Regions from separate parts of the Homo sapiens genome. Here region 2 is linked to region 1. A link is an interaction called in ENCODE POLR2A ChIA-PET data of the cell type or tissue named here. Cell type or tissue: GM12878. All regions are shown on one strand. Region 1 overlaps MBOAT2 (membrane bound glycerophospholipid O-acyltransferase 2). Region 2 has its middle 16 kb from the start of MBOAT2.

Region 1 (5,000 bases):
AAGCTGCAGGCTTTATTGAGCAGAGTGACAGTACAAAGCTTCCACAGCATGGAAGGGGTCCCGAGCAGGTAGCCAGTGTTAGATTTTGTTTTTTTTTATACTTTAAGTTTTAGGGTACATGTGCACAACGTGCAGGTTTGTTACATATGTATACCTGTGCCATGCTGGTGTGCTGCACCCATTAACTCGTCATTTAGCATTAGGTATCTCTCCTAATGCCATCCCTCCCCCCTCCCCCCACCCCACAACAGTCCCCGGTGTGTGATGTTCCCCTTCCTGTGTCCAAACCGTTGTGGAAGTCAGTGTGGCGATTCCTCAGGGATCTAGAATTAGAAATTCCATTTGACCCAGCCGTCCCATTACTGGGTATATACCCAAAGGATTATAAATCATGCTGCTATAAAGACACATGCACACGTATGTTTATTGTGGCACTATTCACAATAGCAAAGACTTGGAACCAACCCAAATGTCCAACAATGATAGACTGGATTAAGAAAATGTGGCACATATACACCATGGAATACTATGCAGCCATAAAAAAGATGAGTTCATGTCCTTTGTAGGAACATGGATGAAGCTGGAAACCATCATTCTCAGCAAACTATCGCAAGGACAAAAAACCAAACACCGCATGTTCTCACTCATAGGTGGGAATTGAACAATGAGAACAGTGTTAGATTTTTTGATCACCGTTTAAACTCTTTAAGGTGGGAAGTACGTGCAGCAGGAAGATGTTACCAGAGTGAGAAACAAAGACAATTAACATGTCTCAGATCTTGAGGAAAACTGGAATTGTAACTTAAGTTTTATCTACTTTATAACCTTGCAGCGGCATGGCAAAGGAGACAGGATCTCACAAGATTTTACAAATTGTGTTTACAAGGAATTGGAACTGGGACATAGATAAGGTCTGCTGGTCACAGAAAAATGGGCTTTTAACATTCCTTTTAGTTTCAGGGGAGGGGAAGGGAGAGAGGACACAGGGAAGCTTACAACAAAATTTTCGCTGTTTATAGCTTTCTTGGGGAAGAAAACACATGCACAAATTCAGATGTTAGGAATATTTTAAGCATATGTGTTCAATATTATTCATCCAGGACCAAGTCCTGATGCAGGAAATGAGTGAGTTTCACAGCGTTCTGAGCCCCTACTTGACCCAGGAAGCCCAGCTGGAACCTCCTCTCAAATAACCATTTGACCCAGCAGTCCCATTACTAGATATATACCCAAAGGAATGTAAATCATTCTGTTATAATGATACATGCATGCATATGTTTGATGCCTCCTATAAAATGTTAGGGCCAGCCAGGTGCGGTGGCTCACGCCTGTAATCCTAACACTTTGAGAGGCCAGCGCAGGCAGATCGCTTGAGCTCAAGAGTTGAAGACCAGCCTGGGCCACATGGCAAAACCCGGCCTTTACAAAAAATACAAAAGATTAGCTGGGCATAGTGGTGTATGCCTGCAGTCCCAGCTACTTGGGGGGCTGAGGCCGGAGAATTGCTTGAGCCTAGGAGGTCGAGGCTGCAGTAAGCTGAGATCGTGCCACTGCACTTCAGCCTGGATGACAAAGTGAGACCCTTTCTCAAATGAATGAATGAATGAATGAATGAATGAATGAATGAACAAATAAATAAAATGTAAGAGCCATGGGTAAATCAGTGGTATTTCTTACCCCCAATGCATGTAACAGAACATACTTTAATTAGTAATAGTACTTTCTATAGCAGTAATTTTTACCTCTTTGAAGTAAAGGGTTATACCAGATTTTGGGGGACTGGAACAGTGATTCTGATATGTTATTATACTCTTTTATCCCCACCTGGCATACAAAAAAGGTACCAGCCAATTTAGAGATCTATTTTTGTGTCTGCTGACATAAGTAGAAAATTTCCCACCTCCCCACTACCTTTTCCATTTACCGCTCTTTCAGTTTGCGGGCTTATCTGGCTGTTCTGTTCTTGGTGTCTCTCTAAATTGCTGTCATTTACCATCCTCTGGATCAGTCATTTGCAAAATCTGATCCAGAGATCTCTGAGAGTCCCTGAGATCTTTTTAGGAGGGAGGTGGTATAGTCAAAACTATTTTCATAGTAATAACACTTAGACATTATTTGCCTTTTTCACTTTCATTCTCTCAAGAGCATACGGGGTCTTTCCAGAGTCTATATGATATGTGATTTGCAGTAGAAACATTTGAGGATCTGTTGGTCTACTATTAAGTCAGACATTCAGTAGAGTTGTAAAAATATAGGACAGTACCACTCTTCTCACTAATTTTTTTTTTGTTTTGGAAATATATTTTTCATAAAAATTTTATTATAATTATTCTTGAATTAACAGATTTTTTAAAATTCTCAGTTTTAATTCGTAATATGGTATATATCAATGGCTATTATTTATGTAAGTTATGTTTCTTTGGTTTCCTCAATAATTTTTAAGGGTAAAAAGGGTCCCGAGACCAAAAAATTTAAGAACAGCTGCTCTAGAATTCATTCATGCCTCTTGGGTAGCTGGCTCTGTAGTCTTCCCCAGTCATCTGGATGGCAGACGTCCTACCAGCCTCTGTGCCAGGGGTCACCTTAGCCCCTCGTTAGCGTCACATGTTTCTGCACCCTCACTTTTAACTCTCTTGTCTAGTGCTGCTCTATCTGAAATCTGCAGCTCCTGGAACTGGCTGAGACCTCTCTTCTGGAGTCAGGCTTGCTTACTGATATGGTTTGGATCTGTGTCCCCTCCCAAATCTCATGTTGAAATGTAACCCCCAGTGTTGGAGGTGGGGCCTGGTGGGAGATGATTGGATCGGGGGCAGGTTCTCATGAATGGTTTAGCGCCGTCCCTTTGATACTGTTCTCACAGTCGTGAGTGAATTCTTGTGAGATCTGGTCATTTAAAGGTGTGTGGCACCTCCCACCGCTTTCTTACTCCTGCTCTGGCCATGTGATGTGGCTGCTCCCCCTTCACCTTCTGCCATGATTATAAGCTTCCCGAGACCTCCCCAGAAGCCAAGCGTATGTCAGTACCATGCTCCCTGTACAGGCTGCAGAACTGTGAGCCAATTAACCCTCTTTTCTTTGTAAATTACTCAGAGATATTTCTTTGTAGCAGCATGAGAAAAGCCTGATCACACAGTCTCACTCCCACAGGACCACCCACATTTGGATGTCTGCCTGACACTGATAGGTGACAGACTCGAGAGTTGAGGGCCTAGGAAGTGTGCTAGAGGTGATGCTCCTCCTCCTTCCCCTTCCCCAGTTCTCCTGGCTGTGCCTTCCTGCCCTGCCCTTCCTGGAACACCAGCTCTACCCCTCCTGCCTGTGCCCTTATCTCCCTTGCCTCATCGGCACTCCATGCACCACTGGGTACTTTCCCAGCCTCGGTTGGACACAGCTCTCTATTGTACTTGGGCTGCCCGGTGTTTGAGAGAAACGCAACTCGACGGAGCTACTGCAGTTATGATTTCTTACCTCACTTAAGTCTTCAGTTTTCTTGAAAATTGTTTTAATTGATGGGTTTCGGCTTCCATTCTATTCTTTTCAAAGATTAATCTAAATCTTAGTTGCCTTATTAAATTCATTCACTTTATCTCTGTCCCCACACTTAGCAGACAATATGAATGTATAATGAAAAGTTTTAAAATGAAGATAATTCTTGGGAGATAATCCTTAATGATATAGGGTAAAGTGTTTAAGAAGTAACAGAAAGGAAGAAAAAGAAGGCAGAGAAATGGCCATTGGAAGAAGGAGATGGGGGTTGATGGTCTGCAGGTGTCCCTGGGCAGAGAATGTTCCTGCCCCGTGTCTCGCCCTGCTCATTTCTGCTCCCACCCCAGCATACCTAACACCACACTCATCTTGGCCTCAGATCTCTTCCTTGCTTATGCTTTCTCTCTCTAAGGTGCCCAGGTAACTGGAATAAATCATCCCTTCTTCCTTCTCACCTCCACATCTAGCCATCACTAAGACCTGTCTGTGCTTTGGTTTCCTATTGAGTTGTTTTGAGGACTTGAGATTTGTAAAGCATTTAGAGCAGCCCGGGGCATGTAGTAAGCACTAAGTGGGTGGTGGTGACCCTTAGCTCTTGTTACCCCCCAACCCATGTCAAATCCACTGTTGGTCTTCAGCTCTACCCATTTCTGCTGTTTACCATCTGGTACCTGCATCTCACATTACTCTGCCAGCCAGTCCCTCTGGCCTCTGGTCTGTGCTGTGCTTTGCTGCCCAGATGATTTTTACAGTATCTGTCTGACCATGCCTCTTTTCTGCTTCAGACTCTGTTAGCTTGGCAGCTTCGCAGCACCCGTTGTGACTGCCCCTGCCTTCCTTTCCACTCTCAGTTCACAGCACTCGCTCCTCGACTGAGCCAGGCCCGGCCATAATGAACCGTTTGTAGTAGTGCACACATGCTCTACTGTTTAACACTTGGTTCCTTTGTATTTGCAGGGAGCCCCCTGCCCCCAACATGAATTCTGGCTGGTCTTTCAGAGCCTTGTTGACCTGTGACCTCTGTGGCGAGGCCTTTTCCCCCTTTTCTTAATAAATCAGCCTTGTACTCTATGTTGAGTTTTCTACCTAGAGTCGTACTTTACTTTGTACATCTTGTATACTTCACATATTGCACTGTATTACTTATACTTGTATTCAGGTGGTTTAACACTTCAAGTGGTCAGTGTGTGGTGCTGTGTGCCTGTAGTCCCAGCTATGTAGAAGGCTGAGGTAGGGGAATCGCTTGAGCCCAGGAGGTCAAGGCTTCAGTGAGCCATGATCACACCACTGTACTCCAGCCTGGGTGACAAGACAGATTGAGACTCTGTCTCAAATCAGACAAAACAAAACAAACAAACAAACAAAGAACAAAAGAAACCTGTTGCTAAGACCCAGACTTCAGAGCCACACTGCCTTCTCACCCTTGCTCTCCTGCCCAGTAGCTTTGTCACATTATCCAAGTTACTTACCCTCTCTACACTCCTCTTTTGTAAATTGGAGTAATAACACTTACT
Region 2 (5,000 bases), 91 kb before region 1:
GACATCATCCACTCCATTAAGGGTCCAAATAGAAGAAAAAGGCAGAGGAAGGGTGAAATCTCTCTCCTTCCTGAGCCAGGACATCCATTTTCTCCTGCCCTCAGACATTGGTGCTCCTGGTTCTGAGGCCTTTGGACTCAGACACACTGGCTTCCCTGGGTCTCAAGCTTGAGGGCAGACCATGGGACTTCTTGGCCTTCACAGTCATTTGAACCAATTCCCATAATAAATCTCCTTTTGTATATCTCTGTGTATTCCATTGGTTCTGTTACTCTGAAGAACCCTGATTAATCTAGAAGGAAAAGGGAAACCCTTTCCCTGTGCTTAGCATCTATATTCCTTTTCTGCATATGCTACAATGCTAGTTTCTATTCTCCCTACCTATCAAAATTCTACCCGTCTTTAGAAACTATACAAAGATCCAAGTATAGGAGATTGTGTTTTTCCAGATTATTTCCTCCCCCAGAACTAAGGCACAGTATCTTCAAGATGAGTCTGGAACTTATTGTTCCAGAAGTGGTCCATGCGCTAGGAAGTAAGAAAGCATGCCCACACACACACAAATTATAGGGACATTCAAGGGGATCTCACTGGCCAAATCTGTTACCATTTGCCACCAAAATTAAAAAGTACAGTAATGAATTATAAATAATACAGGAATTCATGAGTTTAGACCAATAATAAATATATATGAAAGAAAAGGAGGAAGAAGGAAAAAAGAGAGAAGGATATGTTGATAGATGATAGACAGGTAGATAGATAAATAGGTAGATAGATAGATAAACAGATAGATAGATAGATATAGAGGAGAAGGAGGGAGAATGAGGTAGGTCTCTTGCTTATACCAAAATGTCAAAGCCAAATGGAAACTATGGTGGGAGCGTTGGAGTTGGAAAATCCTAATTTTGTAACCATCACGTTCAATGTTGGCTCCAGCAATTAACAGCTGCTAAGTGTAAGGGAAATATTGATGAGAAGCAAGATATTTGTAAGTTCTTAATGTGCCAGTCTCTAATAAAACTCATTATTGGTTACAAGGGAGAAAAATAAATCATAACTATAGACTGGAAAGATCAGACAACACCTTAACTAGATGATCAAAATAAGCATCGCCTATGAAGGACAGGTGGATATCATGTGCTACCAGATGCGATACCCTGAAAAGAACACAACCTTGCCTGTGCCGTCTTCTGGCCAAGAACACATAAACCCAGTGTAACCACAAAGGAACAGCAGATAAGCACAAATAAGTACTGTTATCATGGTAAAAATAGTGGGAACTAAAACCATAGTCTCCAAAAGCGTCAGTGTCATGAAGGTCAAAGAAAGCCTGTGGTTTCAAGGAGGCTAAAGAGCCTCAATAACAAATGCAATATTTGACCTGGATCCTGTACTGGGAAAAGCGCCTTAAAAAATGCTACTAGATGAAGGGAAAAAATCGGAAAATGGATTATAGATTGATAGATTAGAGAAATGCGTTATGTATCAATATAATTTATGAAGTTGATAACTGTACTGTGGTTATTTAAGAAAAAATCCTAACCTTAAAAAATATACATTGAAGTATTTAGTGGTAATGGGCCATAATGTATGTAACTTACCCTTAAATAATTTTTTTAAAGTGTGTGTAAAAGAAATAAATAAATAAAGAGCAAGCATCTATGATAAAGCAAATGAGGTAAAATGTTAACAACCGGTGAATCCAAATCTGGATAAAGGGTATACAAATGTTCCTTGTACTATTTTTATTTTCGTAATTATTTTAAGGCTGAAATTATTTTCAAACAAAAGTTAAGAAGTTCTACCATTCTAAGATATAGCCCATGAAACTGTTTAATTCTCAAACCTAAATCATCTCCCCTTTCTAAATCCCACAGCGCTTTACTGTTTTGTTTGTTTTTGTTTTTGTTTAATTATCACGTACAGCCTTGTGTTGTTGGTTGTCGCAGGTTGTTTGGGGTGTAGAAGTCTGGATTTTGCCTTCTTGGTTTCATAGGAAGTCCTCCGCATGCTCTTTGTAACTCTCTCGTGTCCCTTGTAGAATGCTGGCACAGGGCAGGTGCTCTGCATGGGGTTTGGAAAGCTCTGGGTACCAAGATTTGGCTTAAAGTCTTTGCTCTGCCACTCAATTGCTCTGTGAACTTGGCAAACTAACATAAGTCTCTGTGCCTCAGTTTTCCTGTTTGTTAAATTGGAGGGCAGTAGGTGGCTTTTCCTGTTCTAAAATCAGTGGTTCAGTATTTGTGTGGTTATGTTTCAGCAGTTTAATGTTCTAGATGAAAATGTAAACAATTTTGGGTTAGGAAACCATTTTGAGATTTTTTTTTTTTTTGACAGAGGCTAGCTCTGTTGCCCAGGCTGGAGTGCAATGGCACCATCTCAGCTTACTGCAACCTCCACCTCCCTGGTTCAAGTGATTCTCCTGCCTCAGCCTCCTGAGTAGCTGGGATTACAGGCATGCACCACCACACCTAGCTAATTTTTATATTTTTAGTAGAAATGGGGTTTCACCATGTTGGCCAGGCTGGTCTGAAACTCCTGACCTCAGGTGATCTGCCCGCTTTGGCCTCCCAAGTGCTAGGATTACAGGCTTGAGCCACTGCGCCCAGCCAATTTTGAGATTTTTAATGTGTGTATATATGTCAATTGATATGATAACAGGTTTCAGCTATTAAAAAAGATTCAACAGCATGGCACTACATTGAGTTTCATAGAGACTGCGCCAGGAGCCCACGAGAGCCGGATGGGCATGGGGCGAGGCTGTGCCTTGCCAAGGAAACATAACTAACTATGGGCAAAGGCGATCCTAAAAAGCCGAGAGGCAGAATGTCATCACAGGCATCCTTTGTGCAAACTGGCCAGGAGGAGCACAAGAAGCAGCACCCAGATGGTTCCGTCAGCTTCTCAGAGCCTTCTAAGAAGTGCTCAGGGAAGTGGAAGGTCACGTCAGCTAAAGAGAAAGCAAAATCTGAGGACATGGCACAGGCAGACCAGGCCTGTGAAATGAAAGCGAAATGAAACCTACATCCCTCCCAAAGGAGAAATAAAAAAGAAGCTCCGGGATCCCAATGCATTCAAGAGGCCTCCTTCGGCCTTTTTCTTGTTCTGGACTCCAACATTAAAGGAGAACATCCTGGTGTGTCCATTGGTGATGTTGTAAAGAAACAGAGAGGTGTAGAATAACAGTGCTGCTGGTGAAAGGCAATCTTGTAAAAAGAAGACTGCAAAGCTGAAGGAAAAATACAAAAACGATATTGCTTATTGCTGCATACTCAGCTAAAGGAAAACTGGATGCAGCAGGAAAAAAAAGAGTCATCACGACTGAAAAAAGCAAAGAAGGAAGAGGAGGAAGATGAAAAGGATGATGAGGAGGAGGAAGATGAAGAAGATGATGATGACTAAGTTGGTTTTAGTGCAGTTTTTCCTTGTCTATAAAGCATTTAACCACCCCGTACATAATTCACTCCTTTTAAAGAAAAAAACTCTGAAATATAAGGCTGTGTAAGATTTGTTTTTAAACTGTACAGTGTCTTTTTTTGTACAGTTACATTACCAAATATGTCTTTAAATAACCCTGTCTTGGTGGTATTTTCAATAGCCACTAGCCTTGCCTGGTACAGTATGGGGATTGTAAATTGACAGGCAAATGTAAAGCAAGTCCTTGTTGGTGTACAGAACAAATTAGTTATATACAGGGATGGTAGCTTTTTCATCTTCAGTTGTCTCTGATGCAGCTTATAGGAAATAATTGTTGTTCTGTTAGCATTGTTGTTCTGAATACCACTCTATAATTGCAAAAAAAAAAAAAAGTTGCAGCTGTTTTGTTGACATTCCAAACGCTCCTAAGTTAAAAAAAAAAAAACAATAATTTTGGGGGGGTGTCCAAGAGTCTTAGAAGTGACATTTTGCACATATTTGTTGAACCATTCATAGATCCTTTCCTTATTTCATTTGACGAAATTTTTCTGTACCATAGATGTCGTGATAATGACTTTGGATAGAGGCACAGACAAGCTGAGACCCGGGACCCCAGACGCTTGGGTTGTCTTTTTCAGCGGTTAAGCTGGTTTTATATCAGTCTGTCCACACTCCACCCGTTTCCCTTGTGGCTCATGAAATACATTTGCAAGATACTTGGTGAAGGTAATTAAGTGTGCCCTGGGTTCCTGGAAGTTTAAAGTTCATTTAATAATTCTTCATTTCTTATGTCTTACCTTATTTTTGCCACTAATGATTTTGAACAAAGGCCCATAGAGTTTCAATCTTTTTTCTCCCTCCCCTTCAGGGCTAAAAATTGCAGAAATATAGTGAGAGAGTAATCAAAATTGTGTTTTCACATTGAAGCTATAAGAAGAAGTCTGGTTCAAATACACATTTTGTTACTGAAATATGAAAATAATGGGGGATTGGTGTCGTGGTTCACACCTGTAATCCCAGTGCTTTGGGAGGCCCAGACAGGAGGGTAACTTGAGGCCAGAAGTTCAGACCAGCCTGGGCAACAGGAAGAGACCCCGTCTCTACAAAAAAGAAAATTAAAAGCTTAGCCAGGCACTGTGGTGCCTACCTGTAGTCCCGGCTACTCAGGAGTCTGTGGCTGGAGGATCACTTGAGCCCAGGAGTTTGAAGTTACAGTGAGCTATGATTGTGCTACTGCATTTCAGCCTGGGCAACAGAGGAAGGGCAAAAAAAAAAAAAAAAAAAAAAAAAAAAAAAAAAGAAAAAGAAAAAAATAAACAAAATAGTGGACATAAAAGGAGTCCTTCTCTTTCATTGATTAAAGTAAGTTCTCTTTTAATTTGACCACTATTTTACACCTATTTAATGTACTATCACATCAAATTTTTAAAAGATTTCAGCTGTTTTTGAAAAGATTCAACCCACTGATGTAGGAATAAAATGTACCTTATGTTCTATTTATGATCTTTAGAAACATTTTAGATAATAAAAATTGTGTTGGAGCACCATGCTTCCCAATTGTCAGACCTTTCAGAGTGTGTATT

The links. Peaks named below come from ENCODE experiments on the same cell type or tissue, not always from the same donor. Only the 100,000 strongest peaks of a DNase experiment are listed, where the experiment ranks them.
Region 2: POLR2A ChIA-PET joins it to region 1 with 5 read pairs; 3 of 35 experiments call an interaction of 5 or more read pairs at or near these places.

The regions. Positions count from the first base shown.
Region 1 is chr2:8,925,959-8,930,958 of GRCh38, reverse strand. The region is part of intron 3 of MBOAT2 (membrane bound glycerophospholipid O-acyltransferase 2); the gene reads left to right. Among named protein-coding and RNA genes, the nearest start is that of MBOAT2, 75 kb to the left of the region's middle. In GM12878, no CTCF peak of the experiment used is centred here; a DNase peak (open chromatin) is centred at 2,082.
Region 2 is chr2:9,016,690-9,021,689 of GRCh38, reverse strand. It overlaps the pseudogene HMGB1P25. Among named protein-coding and RNA genes, the nearest start is that of MBOAT2, 16 kb to the right of the region's middle. In GM12878, no CTCF peak of the experiment used is centred here; no DNase peak of the experiment used is centred here.